Linked DNA regions of Homo sapiens: all the other regions are linked to region 4. Evidence: chromatin contacts called from ENCODE Hi-C or POLR2A ChIA-PET data. All regions are on one chromosome and are shown on one strand. Each heading gives the region's core, a stretch centred on a gene start or an enhancer-like site at or near the end of the contact. The rest is flanking DNA. Distances are from core to core; before and after follow the strand shown. Region 1 holds the start of FOSL1 (FOS like 1, AP-1 transcription factor subunit). Region 2 holds the start of BANF1 (barrier to autointegration nuclear assembly factor 1). Region 3 holds the start of SART1 (spliceosome associated factor 1, recruiter of U4/U6.U5 tri-snRNP). Region 4 holds the start of ZNRD2 (zinc ribbon domain containing 2). Region 5 holds the start of ZFPL1 (zinc finger protein like 1).

What was found. Hi-C counts contacts between places; a loop is a spot of excess contacts on that map. ChIA-PET counts read pairs that join two places held with the same protein, here RNA polymerase II (POLR2A). Pooled maps may share reads with other maps.
Region 1: a loop to region 4 is called in a pooled map, with 4 times the contacts of the local background. The contact joins the promoter of FOSL1 here to the promoter of ZNRD2 in region 4. A Hi-C loop is called at or near these places in 2 of 168 maps with a recorded cell type or tissue (heart right ventricle and naive thymus-derived CD4-positive, alpha-beta T cell), 7 of 37 single-sample maps with no recorded cell type and 17 of 50 pooled maps. POLR2A ChIA-PET finds 5 or more read pairs at or near these places in 15 of 52 experiments (A549, AG04449, BJ and 11 more).
Region 2: a loop to region 4 is called in a map of B cell, with 7 times the contacts of the local background. The contact joins the promoter of BANF1 here to the promoter of ZNRD2 in region 4. A Hi-C loop is called at or near these places in 3 of 168 maps with a recorded cell type or tissue (B cell, CD4-positive, alpha-beta memory T cell and PC-9), 15 of 37 single-sample maps with no recorded cell type and 15 of 50 pooled maps. POLR2A ChIA-PET finds 5 or more read pairs at or near these places in 2 of 52 experiments (Caco-2 and naive thymus-derived CD4-positive, alpha-beta T cell).
Region 3: a pooled map shows a loop between it and region 4 (13-fold over the local background). The contact joins the promoter of SART1 here to the promoter of ZNRD2 in region 4. A Hi-C loop is called at or near these places in 11 of 50 pooled maps. POLR2A ChIA-PET finds 5 or more read pairs at or near these places in 2 of 52 experiments (AG04449 and OCI-LY7).
Region 5: a map with no recorded cell type shows a loop between it and region 4 (17-fold over the local background). The contact joins the promoter of ZFPL1 here to the promoter of ZNRD2 in region 4. A Hi-C loop is called at or near these places in 3 of 37 single-sample maps with no recorded cell type and 12 of 50 pooled maps.

What each region holds. Positions count from the first base shown.
Region 1 is chr11:65,897,881-65,902,643 of GRCh38, forward strand. It overlaps FOSL1 (FOS like 1, AP-1 transcription factor subunit), which reads right to left and starts at 2,508. Exons shown (of 4, transcript NM_005438.5): 1 at 2,361-2,508. The coding sequence starts at 2,459. RefSeq lists silencers at 1,379-1,606, 1,572-1,691, 2,300-2,899.
Region 2 is chr11:66,001,005-66,005,140 of GRCh38, forward strand. It overlaps BANF1 (barrier to autointegration nuclear assembly factor 1), which reads left to right and starts at 1,499. Exons shown (of 3, transcript NM_003860.4): 1 at 1,499-1,566; 2 at 2,231-2,369; 3 at 2,622-3,145. The coding sequence starts at 2,247. The coding sequence ends at 2,768. EIF1AD (eukaryotic translation initiation factor 1A domain containing) reads right to left here and starts at 1,153. Exons shown (of 6, transcript NM_001242481.2): 1 at 906-1,153. RefSeq lists enhancers at 851-1,220, 2,228-3,034 and a silencer at 1,521-1,860.
Region 3 is chr11:65,959,778-65,963,884 of GRCh38, forward strand. It overlaps SART1 (spliceosome associated factor 1, recruiter of U4/U6.U5 tri-snRNP), which reads left to right and starts at 1,957. Exons shown (of 20, transcript NM_005146.5): 1 at 1,957-2,316. The coding sequence starts at 2,004. TSGA10IP (testis specific 10 interacting protein) reads left to right here. Exons shown (of 8, transcript NM_152762.3): 8 at 40-189. The coding sequence ends at 163. RefSeq lists an enhancer at 1,815-2,602.
Region 4 is chr11:65,569,086-65,573,638 of GRCh38, forward strand. ZNRD2 (zinc ribbon domain containing 2) reads left to right here and starts at 1,392. Exons shown (of 4, transcript NM_006396.3): 1 at 1,392-1,425; 2 at 1,519-1,670; 3 at 1,801-1,885; 4 at 2,306-2,803. The coding sequence starts at 1,407. The coding sequence ends at 2,649. It overlaps ZNRD2-DT (ZNRD2 divergent transcript), which reads right to left and starts at 1,328. Exons shown (of 1, transcript NR_038923.1): 1 at 135-1,328. FAM89B (family with sequence similarity 89 member B) reads left to right here and starts at 3,453. Exons shown (of 2, transcript NM_001098785.2): 1 at 3,453-3,875; 2 at 4,278-4,553. The coding sequence starts at 3,585. RefSeq lists enhancers at 750-1,469, 1,480-1,709 and a silencer at 3,324-3,773.
Region 5 is chr11:65,081,865-65,086,498 of GRCh38, forward strand. It overlaps ZFPL1 (zinc finger protein like 1), which reads left to right and starts at 2,358. Exons shown (of 8, transcript NM_006782.4): 1 at 2,358-2,514; 2 at 2,827-2,936; 3 at 3,251-3,362; 4 at 4,551-4,634. The coding sequence starts at 2,835. It overlaps CDCA5 (cell division cycle associated 5), which reads right to left and starts at 2,176. Exons shown (of 6, transcript NM_080668.4): 1 at 2,069-2,176; 2 at 1,765-1,859; 3 at 1,621-1,686; 4 at 1,500-1,535. The coding sequence starts at 2,114. RefSeq lists enhancers at 1,908-2,137, 2,218-2,487, 3,077-3,661.

The DNA of each region.
Region 1 (4,763 bases), core at 1,258-3,757, 330 kb after region 4:
CCATTGCTTTTTTTTTTTTTTTTCTTGAGACAGGGTCTCACTCTTTCACCCAGGTTGGAGTGCAGTGACCTGCGGGCTCAAGCAATCCTCCCACCTCAGCCTCCCAAGTAGCTGGGACTACCGACGTGCACCACCACATTTGGCTAATTTTTTTTTTCTTTTCTGTTTTTTTTTTTTTGAGACACAGTCTTGCTTTGTCACCCAGGTTGGAGTGCAGTAGCCCGATCTCGCCTCACTGCAACCTCCACCTCCTGGATTCAAGCAATTCTCCTGCCTCAGCCTCCCGAGTAGCTGGGACTACAGGCGCCCACAACTGTGCCCGGCTAATTTTTGTATTTTTAGTAGAGACAGGGTTTCACTATGTTGGCCAGGCTGGTCTTGAACTCCTGACCTCTGGTGATCCACCCGCCTTGGCCTCCCACAGTGCTGGGATTATAGGCATGAGGCACCGCGCACGGCCTGGCTAATTTTTTTTAAATTTTTTTGTAGAGACAGGGTCTCACTAGGTTGCCCAGGGTGGTCTCAAATTCCTGAGCTGAAGCAGTCCACCCACCTCAGCCTCCCAAAGTGTTGAGATGACAGGCTTTAGCCACCTGGCATGGCAGGCTGTCCCAATTCTAATCTCAGCTCTCAGCTACTTACTGGCTGTGTGACCATGGGCAAGTTATTTAACCTCCATGTGCCTCAGTTTCCTCATTTTTAATATTGTTACAGGTGAGGATTACAGGATTTCACTGATGTTAAGAAGTACCCTTTAATAGCTCTGAAATCATAGTTTAATTGGCAATTTAAAAAATTTTAGTGGACTAGGCATGGTGGCTCATACCCAGCACTTTGGGAGGCTGAGGTAGAAGGATCACTTGAGCTCAGGAGTTTGAGGTCACACCGGGCAACACAGTGAGACTTCATTTCTACAAAAAAATTAAAAAATTAGTTGGGTGTGGTGGTGCGTGCCTGTGGCCAGGTCGCTTCCCAGCTAGGATCTCAGTAGGATTGCTTGAGCCCAGGAGGCTGAGGCTGCAGTGAGCTGTGATTGCACCACTGCTCTATAGTCTGGGCAACAGAGGGAGACCCTGTCTCAGAAAAAAAAAAAAAAAGAAAAGAAAGAGAAGGAAAGAAAATTAGTGGCATAAAGTTATAGTGGGTTTTTTTTTCAATCGATGAGGTCTTCGATTCCGTGAAATATGGTAAATGATGTAGCAAGCGCCCAGCACAACGTCCCTGTTCCCATTCTATCAGCCAGCTATCTGAGGAGTGGGTTGGGATGGGGCTCAGTGTTCTGGGAGAAGTGGGTTCTAGCTCTGCCGCTGGGCCCTGGGTGTGGGCGCCCAATCGTCCGGGAAGCGCCCACAAGCCCAGGCAAGTCCCGACAGCGGTAGCCCGAGCCCAAGCGCTGCGGGCCCGGCGTCCCAGTGACCCCAGTTCCGGGTCCGAGGCACCGCCGGCGGCATCTCCCACTCCCGGGCCCGGGCCGCTCCAGGCCAGGAAGGGAGGGACGCCCCGGGTGACTCAGCCGCCGTGACTCGGCCGCCGTGACTCGGCGGAACGGACGCCCCTCCTTCCCTCCCCTGTCGACACGTGCTCGCAGCCCCTCGACAGGAAATGGGCACCTGCAGCCTCCCGGGTGCCCCCCGGCGGGCAGCGGGCGCCGTTAGGGGCTGAGAGTGGGGTCGCGAGAGTCGCCCGCAGCCTGACCCCGCGCACGTCCCGGAACCTCGAGGTCTCTATTCGCCGCATTCGGCAAAGGGATCGAGGGCCGGTCTCCGGGGACCTGGCAGGTTCCACTGCCCGGACCCCCCTGGACTCCCCAGGCCGAGAAACGATAGGGACTTGGCGACGGAGGGGCGAAGGACAGACAGACGGACGGACACGCGGAGGGTCGCAGACCGGGCCGGGACTCCCACCCTGGCCCAGCTGCTCTCCCGACGGATCCCGCCTCCCTCCCGTGTGGGGACCCTCACCCCAGCCCAGACTCCAGATCCCAGGAATTCAGCCCGAAGCGGAGAGACCCTCCTAGCCTTCGAGGCGACCACCCTAGGCGCCCACGCCCCTTCTGAAGCAGGGTGGACGCAGAAGTCAGAGGTGGGCAGGAGGAGAGAAAGCGGGCACGGAGACGGAGGGACGGACGCGGACGGCGAGGGAGAAGGGGGCGGCTGGGAGAAGGGGAGTTCGCGGGTCTCTGCTGCCCGCTGCGCGGTGGGGGCAACTGGCCCCGGACGGCGAGGGGCAGGATCCTCGCCCCAGCCCCCAGCCCGGCCCCGACTCCGGTTCCCCGCTCCAGTCCCGGAGCGTGCGGGAGTTGACCCCGGCCTCCCACGCGCGGTCCTCCCGTGGGACCACCGGCGTCGGGCCCCACTCACCTGCTGGGCTGCCTGCGCTGCGGCCGGGGGCTGCGCGGGGCCGCCGTACCCGCCGCCGTTCCCGGAGCTCGGGCCGGGTTCCCCGAAGTCTCGGAACATGCCCGGGGCTGGCGGCTCTGCGGGGTACACGGCTGCTGGGTTCTGACTCACCCGCGCCGTGCGGAGTCTTTTCTTTTTATGAATGAAAAGTTCTCGGGCTGAACCACTGCGACCGCGGGGGGTGGGGGCGTTGCAGCGGCGCGGTCACCTCCAGGCTCCACCCCCGAGACGCGCCGCCTTGGCCCGTCGGTCCCGAACTTGGCGACGCCTCCCCAAGTCCGGCTGCAGCCTTTTCACCGGGATGGGCCCGGCTCGGCGTTCCCCGGAGGCTGCGGGCCCGCCCCCCTGACGTAGCTGCCCATACATGGTGTAACTTCCTCGCCGCGCCCAGGTGGAGCCCCGGGTTCCCCTGCGGACTGACGCACCTGCCAGAGCCCGCGCCCCGCCCCAGCCCTCTCGAGGCCTGGGCTAACCTCCGTTTCTGCTCCCACAAAATAGCACGAAAGAATCACATCTCTAGGAGCCACGCCAACCGCCACCCAAAGCTTCGTGGAGTGAGGTCTTTCCACTGGCCTTGTTTTAAGGCTTCGAGTATATGAAAAGTGAATAAATGACAAACCAGGGTTACAAAAATGGTGGCATATTTTATTTTACTTTATATTTTTGAGACCGGGTCTCTGTCACCCAGGCTGGAGTGCAGTGGCTCGATCTCGGCGCACTGCAGGCTCAACTTCCTGAGCTAAAGGGATTCTCCTGCCTCAGCGCCCCCTCCAAGTAAGTGGGACTACAGGCGCGCGTCACCACACCCAGGTAATTTTTGTGTTTTTTGTAGGGATTGGGTCTCGCCGTATTGCCCAGGCTGGGTGGTATATTTTAAATGTTTGCGATAAGGTAATGCTTTGAACTAACCCCACATAAAATGCAATATAATAGTATTACTCAGGATAATTTCAGGAGCTATAACGAGTTTTAATTCAGGGCCACTACAGGTGTCCTGAGGTCTGATAAACGCCATCTTCATTACGGTCAGTGCCTTTCGGAGGCTTGTGGCCACCAGACTTGTTTGGAGAGTATGTCAAAGGTGAGTGAATGTGAGGCAGGTATCATCCTCATCTCTGTTTTACAGATGGGGAAACTGAGGCTGGGAGATGCTGAAATGAATTGCTTGAAGTCGCTAAGTGAGTAGCTGGCACAGGTTGCCAAGTCACAGCCGTGGGCACTCCAAGCCCAGGCTCAGCCAAGATTTTCAAAGCCCTTACACCTTCACAGACACCTTGTCGCACATCCAGAATGTTAGTGCTGGGCACCATCCCAAAGCTTCTCTCTGATTACTTCCATCATAGATGAGGAAACTGAGGCCCAGATGGAGTACTGAGCTGTCAGTTGTCACACGACTACAGAAAGAGGGCTGGGGCCAGGTGTGGTGGCTCATGCTTGTAATCCTAGCACTTTGGAAGGCCAAGGCAGAAAGAACCATTTGAGACCCCATCTCTACAAAAAATTATAAAATTTTCTGGACATGGTGGTACGCCTGCCTTGTGGTCCCAGCTGTTCTGGAGGCTGAGGCGGGAGGATGGCTTAAGCCAGGGAGGTTGAGGCTGCGGTGAGCTGTGACTGCGCCACTGCAGTCCAGCCTGGGGGACAGAGCAAGACTCAAAGTAAATAGATCAAGAGAGGGCTGGGCTCTCCTGCTTCTCCATCGGTCCTTCCATTTCATCAGCTCTAGCTTTGCCCTCTGGGCTACTTTCCTTGGGAACACAGGCCAGAAGCCTGTGGGTGCACTCAGGACTTAGAGCCAGGAAGTCCAGATTGCCCCTGGGGTTCTAGTCCCAGAGCTACCATTTTCTGTCTGTGTGACACTGGGCAGGTCACCTTCCTTCAACTGGGCCTCCCTGCTGATCTCACAGAGCTGTTGTGGGATCAAGTGAGATCACAGATGTGAAAATGCTTTGTAAGCTATAAAGTGTTATGCACTCAGAAAGTGGTTACCAGCCTGGTGCCTCTCCTTTGCCTTTGAGCGACCCAATGCTTGTCACCCTCTTGTCATCATCATCTCTGTGTGTGTGTGTGTGTGTGTGTGTGAGAGAGAGAGAGAGAGAGAGAGAAAGAGAGAGAGAAAGGAGAGGAGAGTGTTTTTGAGGCAGTATGATCCGTGGACAGAACACCCGTGCTGGGGTCAGACAGCTCTGGGGTCTGGGTTTGAATGTGGTTAGGCTGCTCACCAGTTGTGTGACCTAGGTGAGGCACACAATCTCTCAGAGCCTCTTTCATTATCTGTGAAATGGAGACATAATGATAACTATCTCAAGGGTTGTTGGAGGACACAAGTAATGTCACATGCTTAGCACAGCACATAGTAAGAAT
Region 2 (4,136 bases), core at 249-2,748, 430 kb after region 4:
GCCCTTAAAAGGGCTAGGAATTTCTTTTTCGGGGAGCTCGGCTCTTAAGACACGAGTCTGCCGACGCTCCCGGCCGAATAAAAAAACCTCTTCCTTCTTTAATCTGGTGTCTGAGGAGTTCTGTCTGCGACTCGTCCTGCTACAACAGAATGGGACAATACAATGCATGTCATGTAAAAGTAACTCCGGCCGGGCGCGGTGGCTCACGCCTGTAATCCCAGCACTTTGGGAGGCCGAGGTGGGCGGATCACGATGTCAGGAGATCGAGACCATCCTGGCTAATACGGTGAAACCCTCTCTCTACAAAAATACAAAAAATTAGCCGGGCGTGATGACGAGCGCCTGTAGTCCCAGCTACCCGGGAGGCTGAGGCAGGAGAATGGCGTGAACCCGGGAGGCGGAGCTTGCAGTGAGCCGAGATCGCGCCACTGCACTCCAGCCTGGGCGACAGAGCAAGACTCCGTCTCAAAAAAAAAAAAAAAAAAAAAGTAACTCCTATAATCTTAAGTACTAGTGTAATATAAAACTATACGCATGCTCCAGAGAAGTCATCCTGGCAACCTCTCTGGAAGGAGTTTGAAATAAACCGTATCTTTCTCAACACGCTTGTACACCCCAAGTCTAGCATAGTCACACAACAGAGAAGTTCAGTCTGGCAACACACTACAGCCGGAGACAAACTAGGTGGCCACCGTGATGGTTCAAGCCAGGAACTAGTTAATTAAAGGTTGAGGTGAGCAGGCTTGTCTGCGACATTTGCATATTTCTGACTTGCGTACTTAGAAGACGAAGGCCAGTACCCTTAAGACTGATGGTTTCCGAAAGAAACACTGTCGTCTCTAGTTGCTGTCCTCCTTCCTCCTCCCTGTCTATCCCGGAGAAAAGACCCTCAGAGAAACACCCACACTTAGTCTCTGGCCCTCGGCTCCCAGGAACGCTGCCGGAGCAACACCGCCGTCTAGGCTGGACGCTGAGAGAGGATCGTCCACGACTCACTTCAAGGCTGAACCAAGAAAACACAGTAAAGGAACTTGCCGGCGGCCGCGACGGTAGCGTCAGTTAGAAATCAGGTCTCCAGTGTTCCCAGTTCCCACCAGTCCAACTGCGAGGAGTGCGACGTGAGTCTGAGTCTGATCCCTCCGAAAACCGTACTTCCGGCGCTGTCTCGGAGGCCTCCCGTCCCCTCCCTTGTCCGTCTTCTAACTCTTCCCCACGCCAGGTCCGTCAAGCCTAAGTCCTTGAGTTCCGGGTCCGGGCAGCAGAGAAAGGAAGTCCTCTCCCTGGAGGCCTATCTCCCTCAGAACTGCGCGAGAAGCGAGACCTTAGAAGGCAGGGCTTCCCGCGAAGGACCGGAAAGGAGCGCCTACTAAGGACGCCGTCGAGGTCCGGGGCGCCTCAACTCTATAGCTCTAACTGGCTAGAAGTGCCCAACGTGGAATGTTTCTTTTTTAAAGGCGGCTCTTGAAGCGACCCGGAAGCGGAAGTGGAAGAAAGTTCTAGTGGCTTGAGGTATCCGCAGGAGCGGCCGGGTGGCGGGAGGAACCGTTACGGGAACTGAAGTTGCGGGTGAGCGCCAGCCGCGGAGCAGGGCCCTGATTGGAGGCCAGAGGGGTTGCGGGGAGAAGGGGAGGAGAGGGGTCGCAGGCGCTGTGGCGGGCCCTGGGGGAGAGCTTGGCCGCGCTGCGGGGAGGGGGCGGGGTGCAGCGCGTGGGAGCCGGGCCGCGGGAAGGGGCGGGCCGCAGCGGCGCGCGGTGGGGGCGGAGCTGGGGCGCGGCGTGAACCCCGCGGGCGGGGAGCGGGTGTGCGCAGCGCTAGGTGTGCGCTTCGCCCTGTAGGTAGAGAGACCCTTTGGTTAGCTTTCCACGCCAAGTGGCCGTTCCAGGCAGGCAGTGTCGTCTTGGTTCAGCCAAGGTCACAGAGGGAGTGATAGCTTCCGCGCAGCCCTGGCTACGGACTCTGGGCATCTTTCCACTGCCCCGCTTGCGCCACCTGTTAGGCAGGATCGTTTTTCCTCTGGGGCAAGATCAAAATCCAGGTCCTGCAGGAAGAAACTCCTCTTAAAAATAGTAGGGAAGAGTCTCCCTGGAACTGTTTTCTCCTTTCAGGATGAGGGGGATCGAGCAAGCCACTGTAACCCCTGGCTTGGCTTCCTCTTACTATGAGATTGCTCGTGGGCCCTTAGAAGTTCCAGGTCTTCAGCCCTAATCTGCCTTTTTTTTGGGATTCCTAGATTAAGCCTGATCAAGATGACAACCTCCCAAAAGCACCGAGACTTCGTGGCAGAGCCCATGGGGGAGAAGCCAGTGGGGAGCCTGGCTGGGATTGGTGAAGTCCTGGGCAAGAAGCTGGAGGAAAGGGGTTTTGACAAGGTGTGGGGTGGCTGCGTGTACCTAGTGCAAGCGGGGGGTGGAAGGGAAGTGATTCCATCTGCTGGGGGATGGACAGTAAGGTATAATCTGAAGAGGCTGCCAGAGCCTGGGCACCTGGTGGAGAGGAGAGGGGGGCAAAACCCGCGCTGCTTCCTGGGCTTGTGTGCTCTGAATGGCACAGGAATGGCTGTCTTGCTCTTATCTCTCACTGAGCACTGAGCAGCACGCTCCTTCCTTTTCCCTGTTTTGCAGGCCTATGTTGTCCTTGGCCAGTTTCTGGTGCTAAAGAAAGATGAAGACCTCTTCCGGGAATGGCTGAAAGACACTTGTGGCGCCAACGCCAAGCAGTCCCGGGACTGCTTCGGATGCCTTCGAGAGTGGTGCGACGCCTTCTTGTGATGCTCTCTGGGAAGCTCTCAATCCCCAGCCCTCATCCAGAGTTTGCAGCCGAGTAGGGACTCCTCCCCTGTCCTCTACGAAGGAAAAGATTGCTATTGTCGTACTCACCTCCGACGTACTCCGGGGTCTTTTGGGAGTTTTCTCCCCTAACCATTTCAACTTTTTTTTGGATTCTCGCTCTTGCATGCCTCCCCCGTCCTTTTTCCCTTGCCAGTTCCCTGGTGACAGTTACCAGCTTTCCTGAATGGATTCCCGGCCCCATCCCTCACCCCCACCCTCACTTTCAATCCGTTTGATACCATTTGGCTCCTTTTTTGGCAGAACAGTCACTGTCCTTGTAAAGTTTTTTAGATCAATAAAGTCAGTGGCTTTCATGACTGGGCTTTGTGCACTGAAAAGCAAGTGGGCTGGGAGTTGCCTCTCCTTCAGGGACTGACCATGTTTCCCTCACTCCTTATCAGTAGAGACCGAAACTGGCAGCTTCCCTTCCACTCCCAGAGGGCAGCCACCCTAGCCATGTAGGCCTCAGGCAGGTGACTTTTGTCTCAATCCCCGAGTGATGTGGGAGAGGGTGTGGGTGGATCTTTTCCTGGGAGCCAGATGGACTGTGCTCCAGATGTCAGTTAAGTCAACAGCTGGGCTAGGCAGCACCTGGTGGAAAAGTCAGTGGGAGTCAGAGGTACCAGACAGGGTGGGCCGGATGTGGGTGAGAGTTCACCTGCCAGTCATCATCTGCTCTCCCGGCCTCTGTAAGGGTGGGCAGGGTGCTTGCCATCTTCCATGATCTCTTAGGGAGGAGAAGGAGCACAGGCATCACAGCTGGAAGGATGTGAGGGGAGTACACCTCAGTACATTTTAGTCCTGTTCTTTTTGTTTACTTTTTAACTTAATAGGGACAGGGCCCTGCTCTGTTGCCCATGCTGGCCTTAAGCGATCCTTAAGCCTCCCAAAGCGCTGTGACTATAGGTGTGAGCCACCATACCCGGCCAGCCCTATTATTTCTTGAACACTTAGTATGAACCAGGCTTGAAGCTAAAATCTTTGCAAACATTTTTTTCTTTCACAGTAATAAATATTTTCTCCTTTACAGGTGAGGAAATTTGAGGCTCAGAGAGGCTAATTTGCCCATGGACTTGCTCCTGGGAAGTAGCCAGACTGGAACTCAAACTAGCTTGGAAACCCAGGGACCCGGCCATGTGTTCCTTGGTCATGTGGCTTAGCCTCTCTGAGCCTCAGTTTCTCCACTTGGAAAATGAGGTGGTTGTAGGGAAAGGATATTTGCAGCAGTATAAACAACAAAGGACTATTTCCATAGCACATACAGAATTGCAATCAAGAAAAAAGCGGACTGGCTGGGCGCAATGGCTC
Region 3 (4,107 bases), core at 707-3,206, 390 kb after region 4:
GGAGCTGCAGAGTCAGGGGCCTCTATCTGTGTCTTGAAGGAGCCACAGGTCAATGGGGGTGAGAATGGAGCACTCTCCTCAGAGGCCCCCAAGGACAGAACCCACCGGCAGCCAGCCTGACAGGCACTACAACCCCAGCCTGGACCCGGAGTGCAGTCCCTGAGATAAAATTAAAGGCTTTATGGCAAACACAGTATGAGATTTCTGGTGGTGGGGGTGGTGGAAGCTACGGGTTGGAAGTTGGAGGTGGCAGGTGGGTGGGCAGCAGGCTTAGCTCTGTCCCCGCACCCCCTCCCCACCAGGAGCTTTGGCTCTTTTGGTTCCCCCCACCCAGTACACACAGCCCCTTCTCTGCTCCTGAGGAGTGGGGACATCTCAAAGAGCAAGAGCTGTGACTTCTCCACCCCATCTCCAATGTATATGTTGGGTCCTATAAATTCAAGCATGAATAAGATGAAATGACTCCTGCCTCTGAGGACGCCCAGTGAGTGGGAGAGGGGGTGGATCCTTAAAGGGGCGCATACAACATAGCCTAACACATGCTGAGTTGTGCCACACAGGGAGCCACAGACTGAGCAACCACTGGGTGAGGGGAGGGGTTTCAGGAGAGATTGGGATTGTGTGCACTGCGCTTTTTTTTTTTTTTTTTAAGACAGAGTCTCGCTCTGTCACCAGGCCGGAGTGCAATGGTGTGATCTCAACTCACTGCAACCTCTGCCTCCCAGGTTCAAGCGATTCTCCTGCCTCAGCCTCCTGAGTAGCTGGGACTACAGGTGTGCGCCACCACACCCAGCTAATTTTTGTATTTTTAGTAGAGACGGGGTTTTACCATGTAGGCCAGGATGGTCTCGATCTCTTGACCTCGTGATTCGCCTGCCTTGGCCTCCCAAAGTGCTGGGATTACAGGCGTGAGCCACCGCGCCCGGCCTGCACTGGGGTTTTAAGTCCCAATAGTTTTAAGTTAGGGCTGGTCTCCTCAAGAAAAAAACTCATACACACAGATGTGCCACATTTTGCATTCAATTTCAGGGGTTCCAGGGATACACTGACGCCCATGTGGAGCTCCTAAACAATCTTAACAGTTCACGGGGCCAGGTTTTAAAAATCCAATCCAGGGCCAGGCGCAGTGGCGCATGCCTGTAATCTCAGCACTTTGGGAGGCCAAGGCGGGTGTATAGCCTGAGCTCAGGAGTTCGAGACCAGCCTGGCCAACATAGTGACCCCACCCCCTACCCCCGCTCCCCACCAACCATCTACAAAAAAATACAAAAATTAAAGGGGCGTGGTAGCGTACTCTCGTAGTCCCAGCTACTGGGAAGGCTGAGGTGGGAGGATCACTTGAGCCCAGGAGGTCGAGGCTGCAGTGCGCTGTGATCACGCCACTGCACTCCAGCCTGAGCAACAGAGTGAGATCCTATCTCAAGGGAAAAAACAAAACAAAACAAAACAGGGAACGTGGGAAGGAAGCGTTCCCTGACGATACTGGTTATAGCGGGTCTGAAGCTGGGCTGTGGAATTGGAGATCTCGGGAAAACAACACCCGTTGGAGCCACGACCCTAGGAGTCCACTAAGCGAGCGCCCATTGTAGGAGGGAGGTGTCTACGGAAAGACCGTGAGGTAGTGAACACCCCGTTGCCGGTGAAGTGCAAGCGCAGGGAGGCCGGGGAGGAACTTAAAGCCACGAAGACACTGACTTAATGGGCTCTAAGTCCTTCCAGTTCTGGGATCCCACCTCCGGGTTAATTCCGCTTCCCTTGAGGAGCGCATGCGCAATGGGACCACTCGCTCAAAGAACCCACCCGACCCGAGACGGCGCGAATGTGCAGTCGAGCGCTGATCCCGGCCTTCCCATGAGCCTCTGGGGCAGGCTCCAAGGCGAGCGACGGAAGCAGCCGCTCTTAGTTTCCGGCAACACGACAGCGGCTGCCGAGCGACCCGGAAGTATTCCCATTTTGCGTTGTCTGGGCTCGGCGGCAGCCGGGCTCGGAGTGGACGTGCCACTATGGGGTCGTCCAAGAAGCATCGCGGAGAGAAGGAGGCGGCCGGGACGACGGCGGCGGCCGGCACCGGGGGTGCCACCGAGCAGCCGCCGCGGCACCGGGAACACAAAAAACACAAGCACCGGAGTGGCGGCAGTGGCGGTAGCGGTGGCGAACGACGGAAGCGGAGCCGGGAACGTGGGGGCGAGCGCGGGAGCGGGCGGCGCGGGGCCGAAGCTGAGGCCCGGAGCAGCACGCACGGGCGGGAGCGCAGCCAGGCAGAGCCCTCCGAGCGGCGCGTGAAGCGGGAGAAGCGCGATGACGGCTACGAGGCCGGTGAGGAGGCGGGGCCTGCGCAGGGGGCGGGTCGGGCGGGGGTCCCGGAACGCGTGGGTCTGGGTGTGCGCGCAGTGTCAGCGAAGCTCTTCAGGCCAGGAAACCCCCAAGCTGTTTACCAGCTCTATTAAATAGTCTTTCTACGGGATCCCTTGAGCCCAGGAGTTAGAGGCTGCAGTGAGCTGCGGTCCCGCCAGTGTACTCCAGCCTGGGCAACAAAGCGAGACTCTGTCTCAAAAAGAAAAAAGTCTTTCTACGGTTGTTTAGGATTAGAGGTTGACTTTCTCCACTCAGCTGCTTGAGGACAGAGGGCTTCTGTTTTCCTCAGTTGTCTGGTACAATCAGATTCTCAATAAATATGTTGAATGAGTGAATGAAGTAGTGTCAGCATATACAGAGGCAAGAAAAACCTGGTATTGGACGAATCGTGTAGGGCGCATGGTAGAGAAATGAGGGAGTAAGATAGACAGGGATGTGAACACAAAGGACCCTGTACTGTAGTCTCTGTTAAGAACTGTAGATTGTCTTGAGGATAGTAGGGAGCCATGGATGTGAGTTGAGGAGTGAGTTGCTCAGATCCGTATTTTGTAAACATCACTGGATTGAGAATTTAGTCAAAGGTAGTCAGGACTGGAGACCAGGAAACCAGGAGGGCTATAGGCCAGGGGAGGGCTGATGGTGGCCTGCACCAAGGCAGCAGCAGTGGGATTGAGAGAAGTGGACAGGTTGGAGAGGTGTTTTGGAGGAGGAATGAACAGAACTCAGCACTTGTATGAGGGTGGGAAGAAGGAATGGAGGATGACTCCTTGAATTTTGGCTTGAGCAGCCAGATAGGTAGTGGGTGTCATTTCTACTGAAATTGAGGAGTAGGGAAGAGAAGCAGATTTGGAGCGGGGGTGGGGGGAGATAGTTCACTTTTGGGGTTGTCAAGGTTGATGGTAATGGGGAAATCCAGAGTTTGGACTGGATAAAGCCATTGGGAGTCAGTATCTGGGTGGCCAGTGAAGCCCCTGAAAGACTGTGACATGAGAAGAGGGGGTCAGGACTAGAACCTGAGAAATGCCCTTATGTTAGTAGTAGGCAGAGAAAGATGTTACCAAAAAAAGGAGACAGAGTAACCAAAAAGGCAGGAAAACCTTTGTGTCATGGGAACTTTGGGAAGAGAGTATTGTTAGAAGGAGGGAGCGATCAGCAGTCCCACATACCACAGGAGATCAAGCAAAACCAGAACCGAAAAGAACCCACTAGATTTAGAAACGAGGAGGCTGGTGACCTTGGGGAGCCTGGAGAGGTTGGGATCCATGGCCCAGGTGGAGAGAGAAGCCTTTAAGATAAAGGAGAAGGTAGGATGCAGGATGGGAATGCAGGAAAGGAAGAGTTTTTTTTTTGTTTTGTTTTGTTTTTTTGAGACAAAGTCTTGCTCCATTGCCCAGGCTAGAGTGCAGTGGCACGATCTCAGCTCACTGCAAGCTCTGCCTCCTGGGTTCAAGCAATTCTCCTACCTCAGCCTCCCGAGTATCTGGGATTACAGGTGCGCACCACCGTGCCTGGCTAATTTTTATATTTTTAGTAGAGACGGGGTTTCACCATCTTGGCCAGGCTGGTCTTGAACTTCTGACCTCGTGATCCATCTGCCTCGGCCTCCCAAAGTGCTGGGATTACAGGCATGACCCACCATACCCGGCCCAGACCTTGTCTGTTAAAAATGAAAGAAAAAAGTAGAGGGCAGAGTGGTGACTACAGCAGTTTGGATGTCTTGGGTCAGGAAAGGAAGGTGCACAGAAGAGGCAG
Region 4 (4,553 bases), core at 142-2,641:
GTGGCTCTTCGCTGTAATCCCAGCACTTTGGGAGGCTGAGGTGTGAGGATCACTTGAGTCCAGGAGTTGGAGACCAGCCTGGGCAACATGACGAAACCCCATCTCTACAAAAAATACAAACCAAACCAAACAAACACACAAAAAACGGTGGCTCTATTCAGCCTGATAGAAACGACTTGTGGTACAGGCCCTAAGTCAGGTACGCTGCTGCCCAAGAGCCTGACTGGTAGATGGAGATGTGAAAGGGACACAGGGCTCTCCACGTAAGCAGGAGGCAGCAAGAATGACAGTTCCAGGGGTTCTACGTGGAAGGAAGAGGGGGCCAGGAGGAAGGGACTTCAGGTCAGATTGAGGGGGCATGTGCCATCCGGAAGAGGAGAATGTCGATGTAACTGTGAAAGTCCAAGTCCTAGCTGCTTTTCCACTGCCCTGGTGTACAACCTCAGGCCCTGCAGACTGCACATCTGAGGACCCCTGCCTGCCCTGTCTGGCTTCTCTGAATCTAATAAGGGAGAAGATGCGTTTGAAAAAGAACACGGAAGAGGGAGAGAGAAAAAAAGCACCAAGGTCCATGTTCAGAGAGCCCTGGTAATTTTAACTTGCAACTCACCCAAGAAGAGCCTAATGGTCGCAAGAGTATGTAGGAAGGCCCCAACCCGACCCGGCCCAGCACGCAGCACCCAAGGGCGGCTGGAAGCGCAATGCGCGTGCCCAGTACAGCGCTATTCAGTCTGCAGGCTTTTTGAGGATTTCAACTTCAAAGAACGGTCGGCTTCGGGGCGAACTTTGCTTCAGTTCCAGGCCTCGGGAGGCAGCGAGGAGACAGACTGGGACACCGAGCATGCAGAAGGGGAGTGGTCTTGAAATACGCGGAAAGGGAGAATGCACCCCTCCTGGCCAGCCTTGCCGGGCGAAGTGAGAAGTACTGAGGCCTGAGAAGGCTCCACGCGTGCGCAAAGGGCCGCTCGCTGTGATTACTGGGGTGGCGATGGTTGTGATGACGCCGCTGCCCCGCCTGCGCCGAAAGGGAAACCCCAGGGGAGGCGGAGGCCAGCGGGGATTTCTGAAGCCAAGTGGTCCCCTTCATCCACGACGGACAGGAAGGGCGACCCCCTGAGGCCACTTCCAGGTCTTGCGACCGGAGGAGAGTTACCAAGGAGACGCTCCTCCCGAGGCCTCGCGCGTCGGAAGCTTCTGTCCCCTGGATTCCGGTTGACGGACGCGTCCCCCGAGCAGGTTCTCGGTAGCAGCCGACACGCCCCACCCCGGGCACAGCGAGGTCTGAGGACCACGCTAAGGCGTCACGTCCGCCCTGATCCGCGGCAGCTATGGAACGGGCGGAGCCGCAGCGGAGGGCGCTCCGCTTTGACGTCACTTCCTGTGAGCCCGGCGGTGACAACGGCAACATGGCCCTGAACGGAGCTGGTGAGGACCTGGGCGGCAGGGGTTTGTGGCTGTGAGGTACGGGAGGCAGCCCACTCCGGCAAGACCCCCAGTCCCTATGCCTCTCTTCCCCAGAAGTCGACGACTTCTCCTGGGAGCCCCCGACTGAGGCGGAGACGAAGGTGCTGCAGGCGCGACGGGAGCGGCAAGATCGCATCTCCCGGCTCATGGGCGACTATCTGCTGCGCGGTTACCGCATGCTGGGCGAGACGTGTGCGGACTGCGGGGTGAGGCGAGACTCGGGCGAGTGACCGGGGATGGGTCCGCGGGCCAGGCCACTCAGCCCTTCCCCGGCCCTCCCCTCTGGACCCCATTGCCGGCGTCTCATTCCGGCCCCGTGTGCTTTTTGGTCCGTAGACGATCCTCCTCCAAGACAAACAGCGGAAAATCTACTGCGTGGCTTGTCAGGAACTCGACTCAGACGTGGATAAAGATAATCCCGGTAAGAGTAAAAAATAATCCGGGAGAGGGGCCGGATATGCTTAGGGGGGAAGCGTGGTTAAGTGGTGATAGAGGCCCGAGAACAGTAGGGCTGAGAGGTGACAGTGGAGTCTCTGGGTGGGGTAGAAGTAAAATTATTTCTCCTTTAGGCTCTAAAGAGGACCCTTAACTCAATAAGAGCACCAAGCACCTCCTGTGTGCCAGCCACTGCGCGAGAGTCTGAGCTCAACCAGGCCCAGTACTGATGGAGAATTGAAGCTAGGGCATAAATGTGATACAAAGTAGAAAGTGGATGAGTTGCCTTATAGAGGGACAGGGAAAACACCTCAAGCACAGAAAGAGCAGAGCAGAAAAGGAGATGGCTCAGGGCTGAGGTGGGCCAGGCATCCTGACCATTCCACCCACTTTCTCCTCTTTTTAGCTCTGAATGCCCAGGCTGCCCTCTCCCAAGCTCGGGAGCACCAGCTGGCCTCAGCCTCAGAGCTCCCCCTGGGCTCTCGACCTGCGCCCCAGCCCCCAGTACCTCGTCCGGAGCACTGTGAGGGAGCTGCAGCAGGACTCAAGGCAGCCCAGGGGCCACCTGCTCCTGCTGTGCCTCCAAATACAGATGTCATGGCCTGCACACAGACAGCCCTCTTGCAGAAGCTGACCTGGGCCTCTGCTGAACTGGGCTCTAGCACCTCCCTGGAGACTAGCATCCAGCTGTGTGGCCTTATCCGCGCATGTGCGGAGGCCCTGCGCAGCCTGCAGCAGCTACAGCACTAAGAGAAGCCCCTGAGAAAAACCCTCTAGAAAAACAGCTGTTCCTCTGTGTGGTTTGTTTTTTTCCTGGTTCCAAGTGTGCATGCCAGCCCCAGCTCCACTCACCTTTTTCCAGCTTTTGGCCTCTTCACCTCTCCACTCTGCTCTCCTTGACGCCCTGAGATGAGTTGAGCTTGTTTCTTCTCAGTTTCCCCAGTCAGGATGAGGGAGTAGGTAGAGGACTATGTGATGCCCCTTTTCTAAGGAAGAAGCCATAGCCTTTTCAAAGGTAGCAGCCAGAGGGGTGGACCCTAGCCTTGTCTCTGGCAGCACCTCTGCAGCCTCTTCCGCCATCTGGTGTCCATTCCCCACCTGGAAGTGAGGTTTTGTGTTCCGATCCCCTTGATAGATTCCCCTCCTTCCCCTGAGCATCCTGACCCTATCAGCCTATCCCATCTCATGCCCACCCCAGGTACTCAGACACCGACAGGAGTTTGTGGTGACCCCAGCGTCAGGTGGCACGTTAGGCACCAAGTGTGGACTTGCCAGTCTCCTGACTCCACTGTTAGATCATTTTCCTTGGGTGTGGGGGCGGGGCGGGGCGCGGCGGGGAGACGGGGTAGCAAAAAGAACCGTGAAGAAACCACGCCTGCCCCCTTCAGCCTTTTCCCCCCTCCGCCGCATTTTTCCATCTCCCCTTGAGTGAGTGGATGTCCCGTTGCCTTTTCTCAGCTTTGCGCGACGTGGTCCCACAACCGTTGCCTTTTTAAGAGAGGCCCGGCCCATCCAGAGGGGGTGGGGCAGAGGCGGAGTCTGAGGAGCTGGGGAAGGAACAAAGCGAGGCCTGCGGGCGGCGGCTGGGCTCCGGCGGGGCCGCGGGGTGCGGGGCCTGCGGGCGGCGGCCCGGGCGGAGCGTTGGAGGGAAGGAGGTGGCATCGCCGTCCGCGCCGGCCCCGGCCATGAACGGGCTGCCCTCGGCAGAGGCGCCGGGCGGGGCGGGCTGCGCTTTGGCCGGGCTCCCACCGCTGCCGCGCGGCCTCAGCGGCCTCCTTAATGCGAGCGGGGGCTCGTGGCGGGAGCTGGAGCGCGTCTACAGCCAGCGCAGCCGCATCCACGACGAGCTGAGCCGCGCCGCCCGCGCCCCGGACGGGCCCCGCCACGCCGCCGGCGCCGCCAACGCGGGACCCGCAGCCGGCCCGCGTCGTCCTGTCAACCTCGACTCAGCGCTGGCCGCGCTGCGCAAGGAGATGGTGAGTGGGTGGGCGCCGGGCCAGCTGGGCGGGGGGCTGACGCGGAGGAACGCAGGGGACTGGGACAGGCGGCCTGGGTCTCAGAGGACTTGCAGGCACCAGTTGGGTTGCAAGGGTTATGGTAACAATAATTAGTGATAGTTACCAATTATGGCAGTAGTTACCATATATTTTCAAATGTTTTGCTGACGTTACTTCATTTCATCCGGCTAAATGGATAACCCCATTTTTTGGGTGAGGGTCATGACTAAAGTTGCATAGCTTGCAGGTGGTGCCTGATGTCCACAAAAACTTCGTTTAGGAAGGTGCGGGGAAGATGGGCTGGGGCCCACTATTCCAGGGGGCGGGGCTGGGCTGGGGTGGCCTGGACCCCAACTCCAGCCCACCCTCAGTTGTCTGCAGGTGGGGCTGCGGCAGTTGGACATGTCCTTGTTGTGCCAGCTGTGGGGCCTGTACGAGTCAATCCAGGACTACAAACACCTGTGCCAAGACCTGAGCTTCTGCCAGGACCTGTCATCCTCCCTCCATTCGGACAGCTCCTACCCACCGGATGCGGGCCTGTCTGACGACGAGGAGCCTCCCGATGCCAGCCTGCCTCCTGACCCGCCACCCCTTACTGTGCCCCAGACGCACAATGCCCGTGACCAGTGGCTGCAGGATGCCTTCCACATCAGCCTC
Region 5 (4,634 bases), core at 1,108-3,607, 490 kb before region 4:
AGCTACTTGAGAGGCTGAGGAGGGAAGATCTGCAGTGAGCCGAAATCTCGCCACTGCACTCCAGCCTGGGTGGCAGAACAAGACCCTATCTTTAGAACTGGTAAGGCCTAAGAGAATTACATAGAGAAATGTGACAGCAATAGGGTAAGGGTGGTCAGGGAAGGCCACTGGGGGGCAATTCCCTCTGAACCCAGTACTGTATATCATCCTGGCTTTAGCTCACGCCCTTGGCTTCATGCTTCAGAATTCCTGGACTTCACGTCATTCCACTGGTCTTGGAGCCCCAGGGTAGCCCTTCTCAAAACCATTCTCCCCACAGCCCCCAGAGGGGTCTTTCTTAAAACACTCAAACTTGACTCGGTCACTACCTTACCCAGAACTCTCCAAAGGCTGCCCACAGACCCAAGAATGATGCCCAAGCCATGAGTGTGGCTTTTGTGCCTCATCAGGATCTGCTCTGCCTTAGGGTGCTTCCTCCCCTGCTGAGGTCTGCTGCAGACACTAAACAAATTGCTATTCCCCGAACCTTGATTTTTCTTTAAATTCCCAATCTCTGCAAACATGGCTTCTTTGACCTGGAACAAACCTACTTGTCTTTTTTTTTTTTTTTTTTTTTGAGATGGAGTCTCGCTTTGTCACCCAGGCTGGAGTGCAGGGGCGTGATCTCGGCCCACTGCAACCTCCGCCTCCTGGGTTTAAGCGATTCTCCTGCCTCAGCCTCCTGAGTAGCTGGGACTATAGGCACGTGCCACCATGCCTGGCTAATTTTGTATTTTTAGTAGACACAGGGTTTCACCACGTTGGCCAGGCTGGTCTTAAACTCTTGACCACAAGTGATCTGCCCGCCTCAGCCTCCCAAAATGCTAGGATCACAAGCGTGAGCCACTGCACCCGGCCTCTACTTGTCTTTAAAGACTCAGTTCAAATGTTTCTTCTTCCACGAAACATTCCCTGAGCCACATGGTCTGGGTTAGCTACCATCATAGCATCTAGTATTCCTTATTGCAGTCCCAGTACACAACGTTGCTATCACTTGTCATTGGTCTTTCTCCCCAGTTGACTCTAAGCCCTATCAGCTCTTCAAAGGAGTTCACATTTCTCAGTCAGTATGTCTTCAGATTGTCTATTAATGAAACATCCTTTGATAATAACTTCTGCTAAAACTGTAAAAATGTCATACACATGACTTATCTCAGAACACCCATACATGAAAGCTGAAGGCATAATGGATTAGAAAGGCAGTACGTGGAGTTAAGACATAGCTCAGCTTTTAAAGGAAGTTCCAGGAAAATGGTAGAAATACACAAGGCATAAAAAGTTAAGTGTATTAAGTCTTCAGGGAGTAATCAAGACTGGCAATGCATGCAGGTGCCCACAGGCAAACTGTTTTTGCAGTACTGCAAAACAGCTCCCTGGGCAGATGTGAGGAGCCAATGTGTGCTGTCCAGCTCTAGAGTGACCCAGATTCTACTTAATTAAGTAGATGAAAGTGAACTCACCCTAGGGCTCCTGCGAGGTGATTGGACAGCTGGGACCTGCGGGGGACAATACCAATTGATCACATAGCTGGTCCCCAGTTTTGCCCGCCTAACCACCCACAACACTCTCCTTAGCCTTTACCTCTACAGCATGGGCCACGATCCTCTTTAAGACGATGGGCTTTCTGACTGCAGCCGCACTGGGTGTCTGGAGAAGAGGGATGAACGTGAGCTCAACATTAGGTGAGGGGCCACAAGGGGAGGAAGTGAGAAATCTGGGGCTCACCTTCGGCCAGATTTCAGGGAGGATGCTCGGGAGTTCAGAGCCTGATTTCCGCTGGGACCTCCGCAGAGGCTTAGTAGGAGATGGGGCCCTTGGCCCTGGAAAGAGAAAAAAGTTAAGTGGTAGAGGAGGACTCTAGACCTTAGAGTCCAGAGAACAGGTTCTAGAGACAGCGAGAAGATTCCCAAACAAGCCCTTTTAAGGGCGCCTCCTCCGGCGGCGGCAGCGGGAGGGAAGAGGCCATCTTTCACCGGACTGCGTCCCCCAAACGGCTCGACCTCACGTCTCCCGCGCGCCCTCCGCTCACCGGAGCGCTGAGCGGCTCCTCCGGACCGCGTTCGCCTCCCAGACATAACTTAGGCTCCGTCTCGAGCTCCTCCAGCGCCGCCGCCCCGGGCGCGCGCCAACCGGGAAGGCCACTCGCTGCAAAAAACGTTCGAATTACCCGCCCTGCGGGAAAGGAAGCGGAAGTGACGTAGGGCTAGCGGTCTGCGGCCCTCGGAACCCCGAGTCTTTTCCACCCGTCTTCACCTCTAGCGGCAGCGGAGGCGTGGCCCAGGGGCGCGATGGCGTCATCAGCGCGCGCCGCACCCGGAAGAGACGTGGCAGCGGAGGGATAATCGGGGCGGCCGGGGCTGAAGGGAGAGGCGCAGGAGCCCTGGGGAGAGTGGTCCCTGCCCTTCCGCGCCTCGAGCCATCGCTACCGCCCTTCGGAACCAGTGCAGCGGCCGATCAGTAAACACAGAGACTGGGGTCTGTAGAGAAGGGGCGGGACTTGGAGGGGGTGGGGCTCAGGAGAGGTCTTGGGGGCGGGGCCGGTAGTATCGGGGAGCCTCTGATGGAGGGGCCTGGCCGGGGGCGGGATCCAGAAGGATTGAGGGGTCGCCGGAGGCGGGATTTATGCAGGGGGTGTTTCTCCGCATAAGGAGGGACAGTGGGCAGGAATCTGAGATCGGGGCGAATATGAGAGGTGTCTGGGGGAGTTAAGAGTGGAAACTGGGCTGGTGAGAGCGTAGTGGTGGCCACCAGAACCTGACTTCCTACCAACTCATGCCCCTTTCCCAGGATCGATCATGGGGCTTTGTAAGTGCCCCAAGAGAAAGGTGACCAACCTGTTCTGCTTCGAACATCGGGTCAACGTCTGCGAGCACTGCCTGGTAGCCAATCACGCCAAGGTGGGGCCTTCAGGGGAGCGACTGAGCAGGGCACTGGGTGGGCAAGGCGGTATTGGCTTCCTCCAAATCCATGAGGGGCCCCGCGCTAGAATGTAAGCCCCACAAGGGCAAGGACTTGATTTATTTTGTTCACTGATATATCCCCCGTTCCCAAGAGAGAGTCTGGTGCACAGTATGTGCTCAATAAATATTTATTGATTAAACAAACGAAAGGATGAGTCTCCTCTGTGGCTAGAGAAAAAGAGACAGTCGGACCTTGGGGTGATAGGCCGAGCAGCCCCAGCACCAGTTGTGACATCTCTCTCCCACTCCAGTGCATCGTCCAGTCCTACCTGCAATGGCTCCAAGATAGCGACTACAACCCCAATTGCCGCCTGTGCAACATACCCCTGGCCAGCCGAGAGACGACCCGCCTTGTCTGCTATGGTGAGGCCTTGGCACCTCGGGGGGATCAGGCCAGCCTCAGGGGCCAGCTTGGTGACTGGTTTCCAGGCCCTCCTCAAGCAGCAGGACAGTGAGTCCCCCGAGTCTCAGAGCCCAGATTCTAGTCCTGTTAAAGTTCCTTACCTGCTGTGTAAGTTCAGGCAAGTTATTCTTCCTTTCTAGGCCTCACTGTCTTTCCTAAAAATTAAAGCTCCTAGTTCCTCTTTCCTAAAAATTAAGCCCTGCCAATCTGGAGGTTTCAGCGAGAACCAGTCAAGCTTACGGGTATGCTGGTGGCCGTGACTATTAGCTAGCCAGACCGGCATGTTGCTTTCAGATATTCAGGATCCACCACTGATTCCAAGGCTAAACAGAGAGGAAGTGAGTTTCCCACATTAAAGTTAGCTAAAAGAAGTCAGCAGACATATGTGTCATGACTTTGACCTGAATCTGGGGTAAGAGCCTTAGCTCCAGTTTTTGAAGGAGCTCATGCAAGAGTCAGCTCCATATGTGTTTCTCCTTGTGAGTGCATGTGTGTACTTGCAGGCACTTAATGTACATTGTGTGTTTAAATGAGTGTTAGTGTGTTGATCTGTACTTGGGGTGAATGAATGGGTAAATGTATGTATGTGAACATATGAACACAGGTGTGTTGTGGGAGTGCAAGAGAATGCATGGTTGAGGGTGCCTGTTAGCAAACCTGTGAGTGTATAGATGTGTATGTGTGAGGGCTCCTGTACCCATAGTGTAGATATAGGGAATGCCACTTGTGTTTGATTATGTGCTTATAAGGACATGTACATTTGTGCCCAGGGATGTGTACATGTATATGTGTGCCTGTGTGTGTATCGAGGAACCTTTTCTGAAACTGTTCATTATTAGCCATTAGCCCAAAGAATATGATGAGTGCAGGCCCAGAGAGGACTCATTGAAAGGACTGAAAGGGGAGGTGGCGTTTTCTTCCTACCCAAACTTACCCCTGTGAGCTGGACAGCTTGGTAGCACCTGCCTGGACTTAGATGGTGGTAGCCAAGAAGACTGACATTTTAGGGAACAGGACGGGGAGGAGAAGGCTCTGGCACACACACATGTGTCCATATGTCCTGCAATGGTCTGGGGACTATTGCTAGGCTAGGAGCCCTAAGTGTCTTCTTCCTCATGTCTCTTCTCCCCTGTCTCATGGGCCCTAAGATCTCTTTCACTGGGCCTGCCTCAATGAACGTGCTGCCCAGCTACCCCGAAACACGGCACCTGCCGGCTATCAGTGCCCCAGCT